Regions from separate parts of the Homo sapiens genome. Here region 1 is linked to region 2. The links are chromatin loops, found by intact Hi-C in ENCODE. Cell type or tissue: PC-3. All regions are shown on one strand.

Region 1 (5,000 bases), 200 kb after region 2:
TAAATAATTTTCAGTGAATATTAGCTTTTACCATTGCCATCATCATCATGACTGTTCATCGTGATAATTGTTAAAGTTCTAAAATGTCTTTATAACAGGCTTATCACATGCTTTGTGTAATATTCTTCCTTTCTATGCCTGACTTTGGTATGTATCTCAGTGACAAAAGGAATTTTTTGTTTATTCCCTGGCAGTAACTGGGCCATGTTTAGGACTAAAGAGCTGAGAAGTTTGGTAGTGAGATCAGGTCCATTATAGATTTACTTTCATATTATGAAGTTATGAGATTTCAGAAGGATTGTGAAATTGCTATATTCTTAATGCATGGGAAAGAGCACAGATGTACATGTTATGACCAAAGCATTTGAAATACATTAACTCAAGAGAATACACTAATTTATATACTCTAAATTAGGGCAACTGTCATAAATTATGAACTATATCAAAAGGATGAGTTTATGTAATTAAACCGAAACGAGACAAACAAAACAAAGGAAGTGCTATATTCTCACCTGGAAGATAGACGAGAATGGGGTAGATCTCCCTCTTCAGTTTTCAGGAGGACATTAATTTCTTTCTGCCAATATCAACTCCTGTATAGTGAGATTTGAGAATAATTTTTTTTTCTCTGTCTAGGTGTATTAACTCTTTTTACCTGCTCTGGAAAATCTAGGCCAGTTTTCTGAGATGTGTACAGGACCCCTACTTGCATAAGTAGATTTAACGAGGGAAAAGTTTTATTTCATTCATCTCTGTATCTACCACAATTTTTTTTTCAAACCATACTACCTTTGGGGTAGTAGCTTCTCAATAAATATTTATTGAAGGAGTGAGTGAATGAATGGTATAGTTAAACTCTGTGAACTGTTATAAATCCTGTAAGGATTATTCTTTTTAAGAGAAAAATACCTGTAATCCCAGCACTTTGAGAGGCCAAGGCAGGCAGATTGCCTGAGGTCGGGAGTTCGAGCCCAGTCTGGCCAACATGGTGAAACCCCATCTTTACTAAAAATACAAAACAATTAGTTGGGCTTGGTGGCGTGCGCCTGTAATCCCAGCTACTCGGGAGACTGAGGCAGGAGAATTGCTTGAACCAGGGAGATGGAGGTTGCAGTGAGCCGAGATCGCGCCACTGCACTCCAACCTAGGTGATACAGCAAGACTCCATCTCAAAAAAAAAAAAAAAAAAAAAAAAAAAAAAAAAAAGAGAGAGAGAAGAATAACGTGAGTAACATCCATCAACTATACAGAAGAAAATTTGAAAAGTAGACCCTAGAGGCAGTAAAACAGCATGTGAAGGATCCATATGCTGTTACAGTAGGAGCTCTTCTGATCAACTTTATTGAACTTGCATAAGCCAATCTCATGAGATTTGTCTGTATTACCATCTGTGGGATTAAATATTCTTAGGCTGGGCATAGTCTCTCACACCTGTAATCCCAGCACTTTGGGAGGCCAAGGCGGGTGGATCACTTGAGGTCAGGAGTTGGAGACCATTCTGGCCAACATGGTGAAACAGCGTCTCTACTAAAAATACAAAAATTAGCCAGGTATGGTGGTGCATGACTGTAATCCCAGCTACTCAGGAGGCTGAGGCTGAAAAATCACTTAAACCTGGGAGGCAGAGGTTGCAGTGAGCCAAGATCGTGCTACTGCACTCCAGCCTGAGCGACAGAGCAAGACTCTGTCTCAAAAAGAAAAAAAAAAAAAAGAGAGAAAAGAAAGGAAGAAAGAAATGTTCTTAGACATTTTCTTTAAACCAAAATTTGATATAAGTAGACGTTGCATTTTTCAAGTATTAGCAGTTTGCTTTACTTGACATAATCTAATGAGAGATTTTTAACCTTTTAAATAGATGATTCAGTATTCATTCATTCAGCACTTAAGTATTCATTGAGCGTGTATTATGTGCTAGATACTGTTCTAGGCATTGGAAATGGTGGTGTATAAAACATATGATTCAAGACCAGCCTGGGCAACACAAAGGAGACTCAGTCTACAAAAAAATAAAAAAAATTAACTGGACGTGGTGGCATATGCTTGTGGTCCTGACTGTTCAGGAGGCTGAGGTGGGAGGATTGCTTGAGCCCAGAAGGTCAAGGCTGCAGTGAGCTGTGATCGTGACACTGCACTCCAGCCTGGATGACTAAGTGAAACCCTGTCTCAAACAAAACAAAACAAAAAAAACCAGATAACAAGTTAACAAATCTCATCGCTGTGTAGTTTACACTCATATGTGTGTGTGTGAGAGAGAGGATAAAAATTACTGTATGAAAGATTTAGTATGTTAGATAAAATAAATACATAATGTATGCTAAATATATATAGTAGGTTACATAAATGCTCTATGGAGAAAAAAGGAAGAGGGATAAGGATCCCCCGTCTTTATGATTACATAGTTATAATGAGCCACCTTATTATTTCTAAAGTCTCCAAAAGAGAATTGGGGTATGCTTGTCAAATTTATTTAAAATATATTTTAATAAGAGAGTTGATGAAATGAATATTGTAAGGTATGGGAAAGTTTTAAAATAACCTTGGCATTCTATATATAAACCTCTCCTAGGTTATAGCTCCCCTCAGTGGTGAATGATGAAATTGACTTTTGCTGATCATTATGTAGCAATAACATGTTACAATGTTATACTTTCCCTTACATTTTAATGTGCTTTCACATTTCATGCAAAAGAATTAGTGAATTTCAAAGAGCTAAAGTTCTTCTCTTTGTCTTGTAAAACCTCGGTTTTGTTAGAAATTCTGTTGGTATATTGTCCTGACACTGAAAAGGTATGCTCTTTGAATGGAATTGTAATACCTTTCTTTTCTTTGCACATTGTGTTACAACCCCACAGTTAATAAAGAAATGTTGAGACTTTAACCGTAATGTCCAGTAGTAGCATTAGTAACAAAGAGTGAAGTTATATTTAATATAAAATATCCCAATAAAACAGAAGTCTCCAAATATATATCACTGTAACAAATTTATTGGACCCTTACTATGTACCAGGTACTATGTATAATAGAATGCTTTATACACATTATCTCATTTGCTCATTATAATAACTCTGGTGTGAGTCAGATATAACCCTATTTTACAGGTAAAGAAAGTGAGGTTTAGAGAGGTTAAGTAACTTGCCCACAGTTATATAGCTAACAGGTTGGGATTTTATCCAGTCTTGTCTTTCTCCAGGGCCTTTGCCCTTAACCCCTACTGCAATAACTAGCTACCTTAATAAGAAAGATGAAAAGAGATCATTTGAAATTGTAGAATCATAGGGAAGCTTTTAATCAGTCTTCTGTAGTGGTAAGTCTGTGAAGAATATATGTATCAGATTAGTGAAGGTAGTCTTTAATTATTGTTTATATACAGTTTAGAAGTTATTTGGGTTAATTATTTCACTACTGTTAGACATTATAAAATGGAATTCTAGAATTTATCAGTCACTAGAATTCTTAATATTTTTTCTCAAGGCAACCTTACTGCTTCTTTGTGCAAATTGACATAATGCTATTTTCATTTTATTGGTTCTCTTGTTTCTGATTTCTCCGTTTTGTCTGAGCTTTCTTCTTTGGACCAGAAACTTTAGAGTTGAAATTTTAGAGGTGGTTCTGCCACTTACTGGCTATGCAACCTTAGATAAGTCATTTAATATTTCACAGCTTCCATGTAGTCATGTATAAAATGATGGTATTAATATCTACTCCACAGGTTATTGAAGATTGGAAATAATGTATGTAAAGCATCTAGCTTGGTAAGGAGTAGCTATTTTTATAATGTTCCTTTCTAGAGGACACAGAAGAATATAAAGGAAAGAAAACTAGATTTCTAAATTTTATTGTTGCAGGATTTTAGTTTTTCCATTCCTTTCTACCACTTACACCTCTCAATGATTTCTAGACTTTACTGTTATCTCAAAGCAATGACAAGGCAACTTGTAACATCTCACTTGGACTAAACTTAAAATATTTTTCTTTTTATCTTTTGATTTAGGATATCTTCCCCTTATAAATTTAATCTAGGATTAACAACAAGTATTTCTTTTGGATCATTTACAATCCATTTACTTATTAGTGTAGATAAGAATGGATACTATAAAACACTATGTTTCATTTTTATCTACTGTAATAGAATAACATCTGTTCATCCAGACAGTTGACATTGTAGGGTTTTTTAAAAATATGAAGCCACAACAGTTATATTTAGGAAACAAAATTTTTTTTCTCTTCCTGGTGTTTTAGATTACCCAATTAAATCCAGAACCATTACATTTGTAAATTATATCCATAGGTTTTAGTTTCTTGTTTTTACATTTGAGACAAGGTCTTGCTCTGTCACCCAGGCTAGAGTGCAGTGTTGTGATCATGGCTCACTGCAACCTTGAACTCCTGGGCTCAAGCGATCGTCCTGCCTCAGCCTCCCCAGTAGCTGAGACTACAGGTGCACACCATTATACCTTGCTAATTTTCTATTTTGTAGAGACGGAGTCTCCCTTTGTTGACTAGGCTGTTTTGAACCGCTGAGCTCAAGCAGTACTCCCACCTCGGCCTCCCAGAGTGTTGAGATTACAGGCATGAGCTACCACACCCAGCTGGTGTTGGTTTTTAAAATCTAAAAAAATTTATTTTTCTGATTCCACTGTTTTATTTTAATACATTAAAAGCATATTGATGAAAGGCACCAATCAGATTGAATCCATTCATTAATTTATTCAACCATTCTGCAATATTTTAATATGGATTTTCTATATGCCCAGACATTTGGTGGTTATTGAAGATACAAAGTCAGTTAAGACATGCAGAATTTTGATTCTGAGATTCATGGTTTTTTCTCCCACATTTTTTTCTGTGAAATTGGGATCATCTTATATCTAGGATGTCCCACAGTTATAACTGGTAGTTTTTTGTTTGTTTGTTTGTTTTGCTTTCTTACTGCTATATAAAATAATGACTGCTATATAAAATAATCTTTAAACCAATGATAACTTATATTTGATGACATA
Region 2 (5,000 bases):
ACTGGGCCCCACAAATTGTGTGGTCTGATCTTGGATACAATAAGTACATGATCCATCCCAGGTGAAAGGCAAAAGGAATCCTCATAAGGACAGTGAAGAGAGATTCCAGGACAGCTATCAACAGACAGAGGGCAACTGTTTCAGAGAGGAGCATGAGACTCAAGAGACAGACACGTTGGTGACCTTCATAGCCAAGTTTTCACTGCTATTTTACTCTCTTTTTCAACCCCAGGATAGAATGCTTGAGTGAGCTTGTCCAGATTCTTACTGTGTCATGACCTTTTGCTGAAAAAGCTCCAGCTCTCTATTCCATACCCTGCTGCTTGCATCAGTTGAGGACATTCATTGCATCTCACCAAAGATTGTGCTTAAACCTACATCTGAGAGCTGGAGGTGAGTTAGAAAATAGCATCCCCTACCCTCTGACTTTATTTCTGCCTGACTTCAATACCAGGCTCACCTGAGAACATTGCCAGGTGCTCAGACTGCATGGAGCCCTGTGTTTCCTAGGACTGGTGTATGACCTTGGCCACTAACTTCCCCAGAAAGGGCTCCTGTAAATGCTTAAAGAAGCTGATGCCGAGAAATTCTGTTGCATTCATGCCTGAGGTTTCAACTAATAGAACTTTGATATTTTTTTACACAGCTACTAAATTTTCAAAACTAAAGAATATATTGTTTAGGTATGTAAACATAGGTGGTGAAACCATAAAGCAGGGAATGATTAACGTGAAAGTGCCAATTTTTAAAAAGTGCCAATTAATATTAGCCTCTGGATAACCATGGGTGGGAAGTGAACAGAGGAGAGGTTTTGGGGGCAGGTGCATGGGACTCGTTAATGTTTTATTCTTAAACTAGGTTAGGTAGTGAGTACGTGGGTATGGGGTTTTACAGTTTTTTGTTTTTTGGGTTCTTTGTTTGTTTGTTTTTGTTTTTTTTTTGTTGTTGTTTTTTTGATGAGGTCTCACTCTGTCACCCAGCTTGGAGTGCAGTGGTGTGATCTCAGCTCACTTCAGCCTCCACCTTCTGGGCTTAAGTGATCCTCCCTCCTCAGCCTTCCAAGTAGCTGGGATCACAGGCATGCACCACCATGCTTGGCTAACTTTTTGTGTGTGTTTTTGGTAGAGACAGGGTTTTGCCATGTTGTCCAGGCTGATCTCAAACTCCTGAGCTCAAGCAGTCCACCCGCCTCGGCCTCCCAAAGTGCTGGGATTGCAGCCGTGAGCCACCATGCCTGGCCAGTTTTGGGCTTTTAATTCTTCTTTAAATTGTACCTATATTTTAATAAACTCTTCTAAGGGCAGTGAAAAGTAAAATAATGAATTTCAATGCCATTATCATAGGAAAAATTTCATCAACAGCCAATTTGGCCCTTGAGCCACATCAGTCTATATAGTCCTTTTATCATGGAATTTTGAATAAAAGACCTTAGACCAGCCAGTCCAAACTCCTTTTTATTTGTAACCATTATTATTTTAACTGGCTTTTGGTATATGCTCTTACTGTATAAGTTGCAATATAAATTTATAAGTTCATGTTGTTTTAGATGTGTGGTGAGTTATTAGACTCTCCTTGTTTCCTGGTGGTGTTTCTGTATTTTTCCTTCATCTGAGTCCTTTAACTTTTCTAAAGGTATGCTCAAGACTTTCTTCATTGGCCTTGATAATTTCATTCCACTTAAATATGGGGGTGGGACTGTGGAGGTGGAGACTGAAGGAGCCAACTCTGTCTTTTACCACCACAGTTCTCCTTCCTTTACTTCTCCCCCAGAATGTATTCATTTGGGTTTACTCAGTTCAATGCAAAGAGTTTGGGAGCCCAGGATCTTTTTGCCAAATTGGATGTGAGCTGACTCACTGACATATTTCTCAAGTGACCCATTGGTTCAATGAGTAACATCCTGGAAGAAACATGAGTTATTGTTAATCATAATTATTCCTTCACCTTTCCTGGAATGCCTTTGAAGGCACCAGGCATCAGCAATATCTGTCATCAAAAGCTCTTTTGTCTGCAGTTTCTGTGATTGCATTCAGCTTGTTCACAGCAGAGAGAGGTTTTTTTCCTAAGATGATGGCTTCCCTTCTCTCAAAGGTATCCAATATTTAGCCCGCCTGCAGAAAGGAAGTTGGCACAAGTTCTGAAGAGCCAATCAATTCCTTAGCTTGTTCTTCTTGAACAAGTGACCCTTTCTTGGTAGCTCTAGAATTTCACCACAATTGCAGAAGCTGAGTAACTTGTCAGCTGGTCATTTGTAACCAATAAACTGAAAAGATTATCCACCTTACATTTTGGGTAAATAGACAAAATTTGTAATTCTGGAATTGTGTCTTCAGGGCTGACTGTACTGTGGAATCACATCTGGACAAGATTTTGCTGTAGTTCTTGGCATTCCTGAACAGAATAAAAGCATGAAGGAATTAGAAATCTAAGCCAGAACCCATGCCTATTAATGTAGTTGTCTTCGTGTTAAAATGAGTAAAACATAAACTGAAGCACTGAGGTAAGAGGAATATTAGTTGTAACTTCTTTTGGCTGCAAAGGACAGAAACTCTGTGTACAGGCTTAATAGGAAAGGGACTTATAGGGATGCAAGAGAGTCATAGAAGCCAAGGAGAGAAATGTGGTTTGCCCTCAAGATGAGGTTGGAACCAGGAATGAGAAGGACCCAGGGACTCTTTCTTAACTCTGCTCCCCTTTGTGCATGTACATCATCTTTATTCCTCTTTGTAAATCAACTTTTCTTTGCTTCTCAGTGCAACACAGCCACTCCTGTGTTTGTTTTGTTAGTCATGATAGTCTAGGTTATGTTGAAATAAGAAATAAATCCTGGCTGGGTGTGATGGCTCACACCTGTAATCCCAGCGCTTTGGGAGGCCGAAGCTGGCGGATCAATTGAGATCAAGAGTTTGAGACCAGCCTGGCCAACATGGTGACACCCCATCTAAAAATTAGCCAGGCATGGTGGAGCATACCTGTAATTTCAGCTACTTGGGAGGCTGAGTCATGAGAATTGCATGAACCCAGGAAGAAGAGGTTGCAGCTAGCTGAGATCATGCCACTGCACTCAAGCTTGGGTAAGACGGAGTAAGACTCTGTCTCAAAGGAAAAAAAGAAATCCTAAACCATGAAGATGTTCTTCCTAACTCGTGTCACAATTTTCCATGGGCTGAGCAGCACTTCTCCATCCTATCACTATACCATTTGGAACACGTGGCCTCCGAGGTCACTGTGGCAGGGAAACAGAAAGTGAAAAGAGATGAGAAATATTTTCAACAGTTAGGCCTAAAATGATCTCATAATCACTTCTGTCTATTTCCCATTGGCCAGAACTTAGTCACATGGCCTCAACCTAACTGCAAGGAAAACTGGGAAATGAGATGAGCATTGGGAAGTTAGTGAGCACTAACAATCTCAGTCACATCTCCAATCAGCAGAAAACCCAGACCAATTAGTCCAAACTACTTGTTTCCTGAGGTTGTTTCTATGGGTTCAAACTCTGAATTCCTAGGGAAGAGACTCTTGCCCAGCCTTGCTCAGACTCCTGCCCAGCTCTGATCCAATCTGCTCTGTCTTAGAGGCAGGATCATGTTGAACAGAATATCTGCCAGGATCCCATCACTTTTAACATATGGTTCAAATGTGGAAGAGAAGGACAGTACTCAGAAAGGGTAGGCTTCTCAGACAATCGTTAGTGTCCACTACATAGAAGCATGTTTTATTTCTGGAGCCTCTGAGAATCAATCTTACACTATTTATGCTGTTTCTCAATAATGGTTTCTGGGTTTTAGGGAAAACCTTATTTTAAACATGCAAAAATTATAGTGAACCTATTTAGAAGAGTTAGGACTTACTGCTTTTCCCTCTAGAAAACGATTGACAAGACCTACCTTTGGAAATAAGGTACCTGACTTGTGAGGATGGTTACCAGACACACAAATGTGGAAGCCGTTTTTCCTGATCTCAGTTGAGAGCTGCTACTAGAACACAAAGATGGCACTGGAGTCCTCCCAAATGGACACCCCCCTACTGTGGTAGTCATTAGGGTTTTTCCAAAGAGTCTCATTCTTTTCTCCTTCTGGATATAAGATTGCACACCTCTGTCTCCTTTGTAATTAGATGTGGGGATATGACTTACTTTGGCCAATGAAATGGAAACAGAAGGGACATGTGTCACTGGTAGGCAGAGGCTTGAAGAGCCCCTTCATGATTCATCATACTTTCTTCTCCCTGCTTAGGTGATTGTAGAGGCGTATATTGATATGGAATAGCTCGGCCTGGATCTCCCTGCCTACTCATGCTGGACATCTAGCTTGAGCAAACAGTGAACTTTTCGTTGTGTTGAACCACTGAGACTGGGGCTGTTTGTTACTGTAGATAACCTGATCCATTCCAACCACTATATCATCATATGCAGCCATCCATACCACAAGGGACCCCCACCAACATACACAACCATCTGTGGCAATCTTGCTCAATGTAGAGTGCCCTTCCTTCTCTACGCTATCCCTTGGAGGACCAGTTATATGGTTTACACCAGCTTGGCAGTAATTGTCACACTTGAGTTCATTTGCATGGCCCCTTATTGCAAAAGCCATAGGAATGATAGGGCCATGGATATTTTATTTTTTTATATTTCTTATATATATTTTATTTAAGTTCTAGGGTACATGTGCACAACGTGCAGGTTTGTTACATATGTATACATGTGCCATGCTGGTGTGCTGCACCCATTTACTCGTCATTTAACGTTAGGTATATCTCCTAATGCTATCCCTCCCCTCTCCCGCCACCCCACAACAGGCCCCAGTGTGTGATGTTCCCCTTCCTGTGTCCATGTGTTCTCATTGTTCAATTCCCACCTATGAGTGAGAACATGCGGTGTTTGGTTTTTTTGTCCTTGCAATAGTGATAGTTTGCTGAGAATGATGGTTTCCACCTTCATCCATGTCCCTACAAAGGACATGAACTCATCCTTTTTTATGGCTGCATAGTATTCCATG

Evidence for each region. A loop is a pair of places that touch in the nucleus more often than their neighbours do. Peaks named below come from ENCODE experiments on the same cell type or tissue, not always from the same donor. Only the 100,000 strongest peaks of a DNase experiment are listed, where the experiment ranks them.
Region 1: it touches region 2 in a loop (7-fold over the local background); 11 of 110 quality-filtered maps call a loop at or near these places.

Annotation. Positions count from the first base shown.
Region 1 is chr2:62,772,680-62,777,679 of GRCh38, forward strand. All of the region lies in intron 5 of EHBP1 (EH domain binding protein 1), which reads left to right. Among named protein-coding and RNA genes, the nearest start is that of EHBP1, 69 kb to the left of the region's middle. In PC-3, CTCF peaks have their summits at 2,587 and 2,789; a DNase peak (open chromatin) is centred at 2,102; H3K27ac peaks cover 1,019 bases.
Region 2 is chr2:62,576,254-62,581,253 of GRCh38, forward strand. No RefSeq gene overlaps it. Among named protein-coding and RNA genes, the nearest start is that of TMEM17, 73 kb to the left of the region's middle. RefSeq lists an enhancer at 1,525-2,724. In PC-3, no CTCF peak of the experiment used is centred here; DNase peaks (open chromatin) are centred at 1,918 and 2,828; H3K4me3 peaks cover 1,106 bases; H3K27ac peaks cover 3,752 bases.